Regions from separate parts of the Mus musculus genome. Here region 2 is linked to region 1. The links are chromatin contacts, found by Hi-C or POLR2A ChIA-PET in ENCODE. All regions are on one chromosome and are shown on one strand. Each heading gives the region's core, a stretch centred on a gene start or an enhancer-like site at or near the end of the contact. The rest is flanking DNA. Distances are from core to core; before and after follow the strand shown. Region 1 overlaps Pik3cb (phosphatidylinositol-4,5-bisphosphate 3-kinase catalytic subunit beta). Region 2 holds the start of Pik3cb (phosphatidylinositol-4,5-bisphosphate 3-kinase catalytic subunit beta).

Region 1 (5,792 bases), core at 507-3,006:
TATCCTGGAGGCCTCTTTCAACAACCACTATCAATTCTCGTTCTTCTTCAAGAAGGCCACCTTTCAGCTCCCACTCCCTTTTGCTCACTTTCCTATAACCCCTTCATTTGCAAACTCCTCCTCAGCGCCTGTTTAGCATCAGATGCCCTAGCAGCCTCACTCACTCACCAGTACCCTTGCCCCGGCCTCGGTGACTAGGAGATGCATCCACCGCACTCTAGTGTCTGCCTACTGGTCCATTATTTCCAACCGTGAGTCCCATACAACATGGCTACAATTCCAAGTATGAAGATCCAACATACATTGAAGTAAGGAAATCTCTGCTGACTTGGTAATAACATCTTCTTTAATGCATGTGTGAGGGTTTATGCACGTATGCGTACATATATACAGGTTGGGACCAACAGACAATGTCATGCATTATTCTCAGAAACACCCTGTCCCTTCCTTTGAGAAAGGATCTCACTGGTCTGGAGCTCACTTACTGAGCTAGAGTGGGTAGCCAACAAGCCTGTAGGATTCTCTCGTCTCTGTCGCCCAAGTTCGGAGAGTCCAAGCATTTGCTCAGTGTTTTGTTGTTGTTATTGTTTGTTTGTTGATAGGGGGTCTCTCTATGTAGTGATAGGTGTCCTGGAATGTACTATGTAGACCAGGCTGGCCTCAAACTCACAAAGATCTCCTCTGATGCTTCTGCCCACCAGTGCTAAGACTAAAGGCCACACCTGGGCTATGTATGTTCTTTATATGAAGTAATGCTTCCTGAATTTTGAGAACCACTGCAAAAATCTTTCAAAAGTTTGGAGGCCAGCAAGATGGCTCAGTAAAATATACTTAAGTAAAGATGCCAAGGCTGATAGCTAAAGTTGATTCCTGGAACTCACATGGAGGAAGGAAAAGAATGGACTCCTACAATTTGCTCTCTGACCTCCACACGTGCAACAACAATCACACACACCCTCAGGGCTTGCTGCACACAGGGTAGACATGCAATGCCTGGGACTCAGAGGGGAGGGAGAGAAGCAACTTTCCAGATTGTCCTCAGACTCTGCCTGTGCACTCTCCATGCACAAATCCATACATTGACAAAACAACAAAAATTTGTTTTTTAAATTTAAGGCTAAGGTTAAGTGGTGGAATTCTTATGAGGCAAAAGCATTCTTTCCTTTCTTTCTCTCTTTTATGAAGGTTTGGGATTGCTTCCTGGGACTAACACTGGCATATGACAAATGTCATTAATAACTTAAGCTAAGTAAGTTTAAATCTAACTTTCCATATACTTTCTCTTAGGAAAACAACAGAAAACAGTGCATGACATATAACAAATATACTTAAAAGGCACGAGAAAACACTATGATCATACTAAAAATATTGCTACAATTCTACAGACTGCCAGGCAAGCTGGCAAGTGATCAGTCTCCTCCAGCACTAGTGAGTATAGCCATGGGGCTCAATCAGGCCAAGAGTTGGAGACCAGCCTGGGCAAGATAGTTAACCCAGTCTCAAACAGAACAAAACCCAGAGCTAGTGAGGGAGGGACACTGAGCGGCGATGGTGCTCGGGGCTGAACTCAGGGCAGCCTGGCACATCAAGCCGATGCTCTACACCAAAGCACACTCGCAGCTCTCTTCTTAGATGCTTACTCTGACAGCGGCTCACCAGATTGCAAGACTGCCTTTGAGGCTTCAACTTGTGATCTTCCCTCCCTGGCCTCCGAAGCAGCTGAGATCACAAATCTCCAAAACCAGACCCAACTCAAACAGTCTCTTGAGACTGCTGATAAACCGTCTGCCAGTGAGTCTGCTTTCCTGGGTGCTGTGGAAGGCAAGGCACGGGAGCATGCCCTTTCACGGGAGGGAGCAGTCGGAGCACAAAGACCTACTCGGTAAATAATTATTTAGAATAAACAGTAAAGAAATATCAAGCACACCATCCTGGAGGAAATGGTATTTTTAGCCTGCCCAGGGCCATTCTGCTGTAAAAGTTCTATTGTTTTCTTTGGACAGAGGAGGGAGCAACCTTGTTCCTGAAGTTAAACTGAAGTAATTGTTTATTGTTTTCTCAGGAGGCATGACCTCACCCAGCCCTGGATACAGTCACTGAGGACAGAGCAGCAACTGCAGATACCGACTCGTTAGGTATGAACAGTGAGGACTTGCTCTGAAACACAGACTTCTACACAAAAACTTTCAGTGTGTGATGGCAAAGAATTCCCAGATCCCCTAGGAAGCAATATTTATAAACAGCTAAGCATATAAACTGCTTAATTTGTGCTATAAATATTGTTTATATCTTGATCAACTTGCAGAGCACATGACACAAAATACAGATGCAGTAAGTCAAAAGACAGTGCATGAAATATAGCCTATTGCTTTATATTCACACCCTGGCGCTGTACTGGGTGGGTAAAGGCTGCAAGACGAAAAGTCAGCTCTGCTCAATCACACCACAGATAAATCCTGAAGACATATTTTAGCCCAAGTATATTATATTCTATGAAATACTTCTATCTCCTATGTTTTTATTTGCTAAATTTATCAAGCTTAGGACAGTTAGTGGTGGCTAGTTAATCCATATCTGAGATTTGGGCCTACAGGGTGGCTTAGTGGATGAAGATGCTGACCCCCAAGCCTGAAGACTGGAGTTCAATCCCCAGAACGTACTTGGTGGGAAACCAGCAAAAACCTTGTCCAATGACTCACTCTCCCTCTTCCTTTCTTTCTCTCTCCCTCCCTCCCCCCCCTCTCTCCCTCCCTCCCTCCCTCTCTCCCTCTCTCCCTCTCCCTCTCTCTCTCACACACACAGAGACAGAGAGACAGAAACAGAGAGAAAAGAGAGAAAGACATAGACACAGACACAGAGAGACAGGGAGAGATAGACAGAAGCAGGGAAAGTTAAGCAAATACCCACACCCAGATAGATAGATACATAGATAGATACATAGATAGATAGATAGATAGATAGATAGATAGATAGATAGATAGATGTAATAGAAAATTGAGGCGCTACCTAAGCACCTTACTTCTGTCCCCAAAGAAAAGCTAACTTGAAGGAGGTGGCACTGAGTTGTGGTCCTGCAGTTAATCTCACCCAAGCAGGTCGTCAATCAAACTCAAGAAGCTCCATAGCCTTCTGCTTCGGGATTAATCTTCAAAGGCCTGTACTAAGTAACCCCGCGCGTGCCTGTAGTTCCTAAGTCGGATCAGCACCTTCTCTAAAGCAAGATGTGGACAGACATTAAATCTTGTCTGTTAAGATTTGTATAGCAAGAGAGAATTAATTCCTCTGTGTCCTTAATTTTCTCCAGAAATTTTTTTCGGTTTTTGACAGGGTCTTGTGTAGCCCTTGGGAGCCTTGCCATGCAGCTGAGGATGACTGTGAGCTCCTGACCCTTCCAGCATGCATTACTGTTTGCTTGCTTGGATGGGGCTCAAGGATTCATGCATCCTAGGCAAGCATTCTACCACCTGAGTGGTATCTTCAGCCCCTAGAAATAATTTAAGGATTGTGCATATATCTTTATTTGATACAAAGATAACGTCTAATTAAAAATAACTTCAGTAAAAGAACAAAAATTTGCTAAGAACGTGAGTTAATTTATAGAAACATTAATCAACTTATTGATTATTAATTGGTAAATAATTAGGGTATTTATAGGCAGTTCATAAAAAAAATAAAAGTCATCTAATAGGAAAGAGTTTCTCAGCCAAAAAAGGTAGTGCACGCCTCTAATATCTGTACCCATGAGGCTGAGGCAGGAGGAGAGCAATTTTAATCTGTCTGTCCTTTTGAGACGGGGTCTCACTTTGTATCCCTGGCTGGCCTATAACTTGCTGTGTTGACCAGTCTGGCCTGGACCTCACAGAGTGCTACATTAAATGAAGGCAGGATCACACTCAGTGAACAGCAATTCCAAGACCTCAGCTGGTCTACACAGTGAGGCAGAAACTGATCGAGGCCATTAGAGAAGACCGTGTATTGGAGAATTTCTCAAATTACTTGAGGTAAATTGAAGACCAATACTTGTATAAAAGAAAAATAAGCCAGTAGTAAAGAAAGGAACATGAAATGCAGGCCCTTGGGTGCAGAGGCAGCACCACATAGCCCGAGCTGCGTCATTACATTCAGCCTTCAGTTCTGCACAGACCTTCTTCCAGCCCATGGACTAACTATTGAAGATGATGCCTTCGGAGACACTTGCATGCTAACACAGAACAAAGGTAAAGCTAGCATTGCATACTGGAAACTTAAGAGTTACCTTTTCCTATAAGAACCCCAATTTTTGAGTCCAATTTTTCTGCGGGGTCACAGCTTCTAGTCACTAGTTTGAGAACTGGAAGAAAAGGTCTGACATCACAAAGTCTTCGTGTTTCGTCTTCCAGTTCCTCATATACAGCAGTTTGATTCACACATGCAAACATATACGAGTCAATGTCCATGAGGAGGTTAAACATCGGGTAGTTGTGAACTTGCTTCCATAACATCTGCAGGGATACAGTAAGACATTATCTGCAACGCTGACACACACACACACAGAGAAACAGATACAACCATGCCCACTGCCAGTCACAACTCGTGCGGTTAGACACGACTCAGCAATCAGCAACACTGGTGGGAACAGGGGTACACCTTTAATCTCTCCACTTGGGAAGCAAGGACAGGTGGATCTCTGTGAGTTCAAGGCCAGCCTGGTTTTCAGAGAGTTCCTGGACAGTCAGGGTTATTACATAGACACTTACCTTGGAAAAAAAGAAAAAGGGAAAAAAGAAAAAGAACGCTGGCTGCTCTTTCAAGAGCAACTGGGTTCAACCACCAGTGCCACTCTCAGCTCACAGCCTTCTGAAACTCCAGTCCCAGGGCATCCAAGCCCTCTTCTGACCTCTGCAGGCACTGCACAGCTTGTCATGCACAGACATACATGCAGGCAAAATACCCCTACACATAAAATAAATAAATACTCACAAAAAGTCAACTCCTAGAGAAGCTAAATGTTTAGTAGTAAGGATCAGATAATTGAATTACAGATTATAATAAGCTAGTGAAAACAAATACAAACCCAACTTGGGAATTTATGCCATAGAGATTAGTGGTTCTCTTTTTAAGTGGGGATATAATTTTATATTTGGACTAGATCTCAAATGGTAGCTCAGGCTCTCCTGGAACTAACTCTCTCTCTCTCTCTCTCTCTCTCTCTCTCTATATATATATATATATATATATATATATATATATATATATATAGCTTAGTTGGCCTCAAACATTCAGTATCCTCCCCATATCTGATTACAGACATAAACAACCACGCCTAGTGAAATGGTTTATCTTCTCTCTCTCTTTTTAAACAGGAGTTATATGCATTGCATTGCTATGCTGTCCTGTGCTATTTGAACTCACTGAGAAGTTGGCTCTGAGAACTGAGTTGTTCCTTCCCCATTTTAGACTCAAACCTGTTTGTCTCAAAAGTAACTCCTAGAGCCTTGTCTAGGGATGGGACTGGCCACCTAACTCAGAACCAAACAGCCCAAGAATAGAAAACGCCATGATCTTGAGACCAGCTAGGAAATAGGGCGTTCCTCGAGTTACCCTTGAGGGGTGGGCAGTGAGAGCGGGAGTCAGAAATTCAGCTGTGGGAGCTCCTCCATCAGAGCTCCCTGACTGCTGCGCCGTCCCCAGCTGCCTGGGGTCTCTATGCCTTGAGGTGATGTTCTGATAGCTAACTTACTTGTTATTTGTTCTTTGACTTTTGTTTGCTATTTACATACTTAATAAACTCACTGATTCAAAACCAATAGTAT
Region 2 (5,631 bases), core at 2,017-4,516, 42 kb after region 1:
TTAAAAAAAAAAAATGTAAAGGATGCCTAGAAACAGGGCCATGGAGCCAGATTCCATCTCCAGAACCACAAAACCTCCATCCTATCCAGATCCCCTCCCCCCCAAAAAAATTAAAAGAAAAGAAAAATGTATAGGTCTAGATGTAGCTGAAGCTTAATGCTCAGGACCAGTGATAAAAATCTGAGTCAACAACATGTGATAATATTTAAAGAGGGAAGAGAATGACATCATTCAGGATGAGCACAGGTAAAGAAATGAAGAGGGACAGCCAGGAGGCCCTCGGGGATTTGGGATGTTTTCAACACAAGGTGTGAGGCTGAAACAAAGAGAGAAAGAAGGCCTGGAAACTCTAAGGCCTAGAAGGTTCCCTGCCATCATATGAGTCTCCTGTCATACCGAGTCTCCACCAAAGCCACCTCTTCCATAGTTAGCTAATGTCTATCATTTAAAAATCCGAGGTTCAGAAAGCCTGGGCAGAATCCCTACAACTGCACCTCTTTCGACTCTGACTTAGGTCAAAGTCTAGAGCACTTCTGACCCTCAGCCTTTTCACTGTGGGTAGCAGGAACAACAACCTACAAAACAGACAACTGGGCCGCGGTGGCACAGCCTTTAATCTCAACACTTTGGAGGCAGAGGCAGGGGAATGTCTGTGAGTTCAAGGCCACCTTGGTCTACAGGGTGAGTTCCAGGACAGCCAGGACTACACAGAGAAACCCTGTCTTGGGAAGAGGTAAAAAAAAATCATCTAGGCTACGGGATTCACTTTTGCTTTCCATATAATTTGCTGGCATATACAAAACAAGTTGATTAGGGACTGATCCACCTGCAAAAAATAAAAACCAAAGCAGGAAAACAGGGCTGGGGACATTAGCTATGAGCATCTTACCCTGTGTGAAGACCTGGGGTCAATCCTCAGCATTCACACACCGAGAGAAGGGAAGCCCGGGCAGAGACAGGACGTGGCCCAACTAGTACTGAAGTGCTTAACTAACATGCAGAAAGCCTGCTAGTTTGATTCCCAGCTCAGCATAAAACCAGGCGTGGTTTACAGGTGTATGGTGGAATCCTAGCACTAGGGTGGAGAGATGCAGAATTGCCCAGAGATGCAAGAAGCAGGAGCTACGCTGCAAGTCGAAGGCCAGCCTGAGGATAGAGCAATATTCCATTTTAGGTTTGTTTGGGGTTGGTTTTTTGTTTTTTGTTTTTTTTTTAAAGTATACAACAGGGCTGGGGACAGGTAAGCTCTGGCATAAAGCACTTCCCTGATATAAAAAGCCCTGAGTTTTAAAAAATAAAATAAAATAAATCAACATCTGACTTGTGGTCAGGCCAATGATCTTTAGCACAAGAAAAGCAACCTGATTTTTCCACTTTGTAAAAACACCCTGAAGGTGGAATGTCCTAGTCAGTGTGTGAATCACGAGGGTAAACTAAAGATGCTTCTTAAATCCTTTTGGCTTTAGTGACTACAATTTCAATTTTACCATTTCAGATTTTTGGTCTTCCAAAACTTGGGCAATAGCCTAATCCAAGCCACCCTGATCTTTCACACATTATATAGTCTTTCTACACAGTTCTGTCTTCTGCTTTCTTTTTTAAAAATCTGTGTGTGTGTGTGTTGTGTGTTCCTCAGATGCCACACATCTTATTTTTTTAGGTAGAGTCTCTCATTGGCCTAGGGTGCCATGATTCTGCTAAGCTAGCAGGTCTACCAGCAAACTCCTGGAATCTACTTGTGTGCCCCTCCCCAGCAATGGGACTACAAGTGGATGCCACCCTAACTTTTAACATCTATTCTGGATATGCCGAGTTCTGTAATCCAAAGACAAGGGAGAAAGAGGCATGAATCAAAGCCAGCCTAGTCTATAGAGTGAGTTCCAGACCACTGAGGACTAACACCGCAAAGTTCTGTCTCAAAAGATCCATAACACCGCAAGGTTCTGTCTCAAAAGATCCAAAACAAAATAAAACAAAACAAAACAAAAAAACTTACAAAGCAGTACCAAGACCCGCAAGTGATAATGAACTCCTGGAAACTCAGACTCCTTGGAGATTTCATTACGACTGGTATTCCCAAACATCCATTCAGCACTTCAGAATAAATACTCATCTAATTTAATTATGATGACTTCACCAGACAGTAAGTAACACTGCCCACAACGATGTTTACAAAAGCACTTGTCACTCCCTTCGGATGTAGCAATGCAGGAAAAAAGGAGTATGTTTCCATACTCTTCCTGTGTTTATACTCTGTAACAAGTGACAATTTAAGTGTCACTTCAGATGGGTTAAATACCAAAGTAAGTCAGGTAACATGTCCCACCACCATCTTCCACGTTGTGTAAACTCTGATTCTGATAGGATTCTTAGCACTAATTCACTCCGTACCCAAGACAGGTTTCCAAGTCAGCCTTTCCAAGAGAGAAACTACAGAATTCTAGGAAGAGACTACAGAATCCTACTCTGGCCGCTGTAAGATAACAGGCTCCTTCGTTAAGCAACTCGAGTTGAGCTTATTGCAACACTAGAGCGGTTCGGAAATAAATTTGCCCCCAATACCAACCTCTAGGAAGGAACAAGCCAGAGCCAGCAAGGATGCTGCAGTGAGCGACTCCCAAAAGCTCCCGTCCACCGAGCACTTACAGCGAGGTTAGCACGGCCTCCCGCAATCCCGGGAGGTGAGTATTCACAGTTCCCGCTTCACGTCTCCTCGGGGTATTTCAGCCAAGGCCGCGCGGGACGGGTTAGCCGCAGCACCGGGACTCTGACCGGTCTGAAACCGGAGAGCCCGGAATCGTGCGGTGAACGCTGCGCCGAAACACCTGAGGGTCCGCAGCCGCCGGGCGTCCGCACCGACACCGGCTGGGCCGTGCCGCGCCCGCTCTCTCTGTGGTCGCCCACCGGGCGCCCTCCGCTGCTCGGTGTCCGCCGCCCGAGGCCTGGGCGCCGCGTACCTCGGAGCCCGCGCTCCCGCGGCCGAGCCCGGCAGGAAGCGCCCGCCCGAGCCGCCAGCGCCGCAGCCCGCGCCGCCTCCCGCGCTCACCTGCCCCGCGCGCCGCCACCGGCTCCCGATCCCGCAGCGCCGTCAGCAGCTCCCGCAGCCGTGCCCGCCTGGCTCCGACACCCGCATGCCCCGCTCCCAGTCTCTTGCTGCCTTCGGGGCTCAGCGCGACACCCGCCCACCGCCCACGACCATGGCCGGCTCCGTCGCAGCCGCTGCACCGCCCGACGGAGCACGCGCGCGCCACCGCCGTGCCCGCGCCTGCGCGAGCGCGCGCGCGAGCCTCCCGGGCTCTCCTCCCCGCTGCCCGGCCCCGCCCACCCTCTAGGGCCAATCCCCCGACGCCCGCCTCCAGGCAGCCCCGCCCACTCACCGCGCAAGCCCCGCCCCTCGAGGGGAGGCAGCACCAGCCTCGCCCTGTGCGGCTGTCGGTGCCGCGTTCCTACTGCGCTGCCGGCGCGCTGGGGTTGGCTCGCAGAGCACTGCGGTGTCTGCAGCCCCCAGCTCGCCGCCTTCGGGAAAACCTGCACCTCCCGGTTCCGCTTCTCCGCAGACTCCCCTTTGTTCCCACGGCCCAGCTGGCCTTCCATTCCCTGCGATGTGAACGATCATTTAGATGTAAAGAGTCCAGCCTTTGAAACACTTCTGTGTTCGTCTCTGCACCACCGCAGCTGACGTTTGGCTGCCAAACCTTACACTTCGCCCAGCGCTTTTTTTTTTTTTTCTCGCCTCTGTCTCCCTGCTGTCGGGAAATTTCATGGCTCTTTAGTGAGACGCTTGAATTTCACTTACTGTCAGCCAAACCTTGGGCGCGGCGGATAGAGCTCAGCGGTAGGGCACTCACATAGCCTAAGAGGTCCTGCGTGGGATACTTGTAGTCTTTTTGTTTACATATAGTAAACCTACTGTAACCTAACGCCACTCTAACAATTCAAGCAAATACTTAAGTAGTCTAGGATAGAATCTACAAGTAGAAGGAAAATGAGACAAGGTGTCAAAACAATAGTTTGATTCTGCGGATGTAACTAAGTGATTTAAAAAAAAAAAAAAATCAAGCGTGGTGGCTAATGCCTATAAAGCTCTGCATTCAGGACCAGAAGGCAGGTGCATTGCCAGGCCAGCTAGGTTACTTCCTGAGTTGCAGACTAGGCAAAGCTGCATAGCAGGGACCCTGTCTCAAAAAAAAAACAAAAACAAAAACAAAAAACAGAGGTTAACCTATTTCACCATGCTTGTACAAGTTTGGGGTTTCTACAAGTAATTTTATGTGGAGCTTTTGAGGCTTCAGCCCATTGCCAGTGGGACATTAAATGCTTAACCCAACTGTGAAGCCCAGGTCTTTTCAGATGTCTAATGAATAGAATTCCCCTTAATATTTAGCGAGCTCACAGCCAGAAATGTCAGTAAAGGACCTTCACACGTTGATCCTCGACCCTTGTACCAAGCTTCTTCCTTCCCCTCCACCACAAGGTCAGTCTCATGTCCACCACAGAAGCAAAAGTATCTTGCACTAGACTAGCAATGGCTTTCTGACCAAGCAGAAAGGGTTGGTGACACAAGCCAGGCTGGCAGATCTGTGAGTTGAGGCCAGCTTGGTCTACAGAGCAAGTTCCAGGAAAGCTAGGAGTACACAGAGAAACCTGGAGAGAGAGAGAGAGACAGAGACAGAGAGAGAGAGAGAGAGAGAGAGAGAGGCAGACACAGAGACAGACAGAGACACAGAGACAGAGAGTAAAACAAGAAGCTTGCCAAATACCTGTGAAGTTTCTGTGAATATCGGGGATGGAAATGCTAGAATAGGAATGTACTATGACAAAGAGTGGATCGAGGCCTAATCTTTACACTGTTCTTTGCTGATAGTATTGCTATGCAGTACTTGGAAAAGCTACTCTGGGAGATTAGACTGTACACCAGTGAGTTTCGAATCGTCTGTGTGTGATAAGAGTTCTGTGATGTATTCCTCTTCGCGTTGTTTTGTCGCTAAGATCCTCACCCACTTGTCATCGGGACCTTATAAAGAATGAGTGCACTTTGGATGTATATGAATGACTTAATCACACATTCATGCTTTGATTTGTAGTCCTGCATGTTTTAAAAGCTTTGAGCTTGAAATGATACACAATAGCTTGAAAGGGTGCAAACAGAATAGTGGCTTGTTTGGCTAGAGGGTAATAATTTGAGTAGATAATTAGGTTTTCTGGTTTTCAAAAGTTTTGCTACAATAAAATCTTGTGTTGTTTTAGAGGAAGGGATTAAATGCCTGTCAGCCCCAGAAAGCTAGGTTCAGGCACCCATACCCATCCCCCACCCCCAACCTAGCAATGAGAGAGACACGTAATCAGGAGATAGGAGTGCATGCATCCCAAAGAAACATCCTTATGGAATCTGTGAATGTGACCTTAGCTGAAAAAACAATGCTTGCAGATCTAGGTAAGTTAAATGCTTAGAAATGGGCTCATCCTTCCTTTAGAGTCGACCTAATCCCGAAGATAAATGTCCCTACAAAAGAAAAGGCAAAGCCAGGCCTGGTGACAACACCTTTAATTCAGTGCTTGGGAGGCAGAAGCAGGCAGACCTCTGAGAGTTCAAGGCCAGCCTGGTCTACAAAACAAGTTCTGGTACGATCA

What was found. Hi-C counts contacts between places; a loop is a spot of excess contacts on that map. ChIA-PET counts read pairs that join two places held with the same protein, here RNA polymerase II (POLR2A).
Region 2: a loop to region 1 is called in a map of heart, with 4 times the contacts of the local background. The contact joins the promoter of Pik3cb here to the enhancer-like site in region 1. A Hi-C loop is called at or near these places in 7 of 37 maps with a recorded cell type or tissue (T-helper 17 cell, heart and left cerebral cortex). POLR2A ChIA-PET finds 5 or more read pairs at or near these places in 3 of 5 experiments (Patski and embryonic stem cell).

Annotation. Positions count from the first base shown.
Region 1 is chr9:99,096,920-99,102,711 of GRCm38, forward strand. It overlaps Pik3cb (phosphatidylinositol-4,5-bisphosphate 3-kinase catalytic subunit beta), which reads right to left. Exons shown (of 24, transcript NM_029094.3): 4 at 4,256-4,481. Among named protein-coding and RNA genes, the nearest start is that of Pik3cb, 40 kb to the right of the region's middle. Within about 2 kb of position 1,757, at least 1 of the 3 ENCODE cell types and tissues checked has a DNase peak (open chromatin) inside an H3K27ac peak, as active enhancers do; it is heart, where a contact is called at or near this core.
Region 2 is chr9:99,136,945-99,142,575 of GRCm38, forward strand. It overlaps Pik3cb (phosphatidylinositol-4,5-bisphosphate 3-kinase catalytic subunit beta), which reads right to left and starts at 3,267. Exons shown (of 24, transcript NM_029094.3): 1 at 3,047-3,267. It also overlaps the pseudogene Gm2773.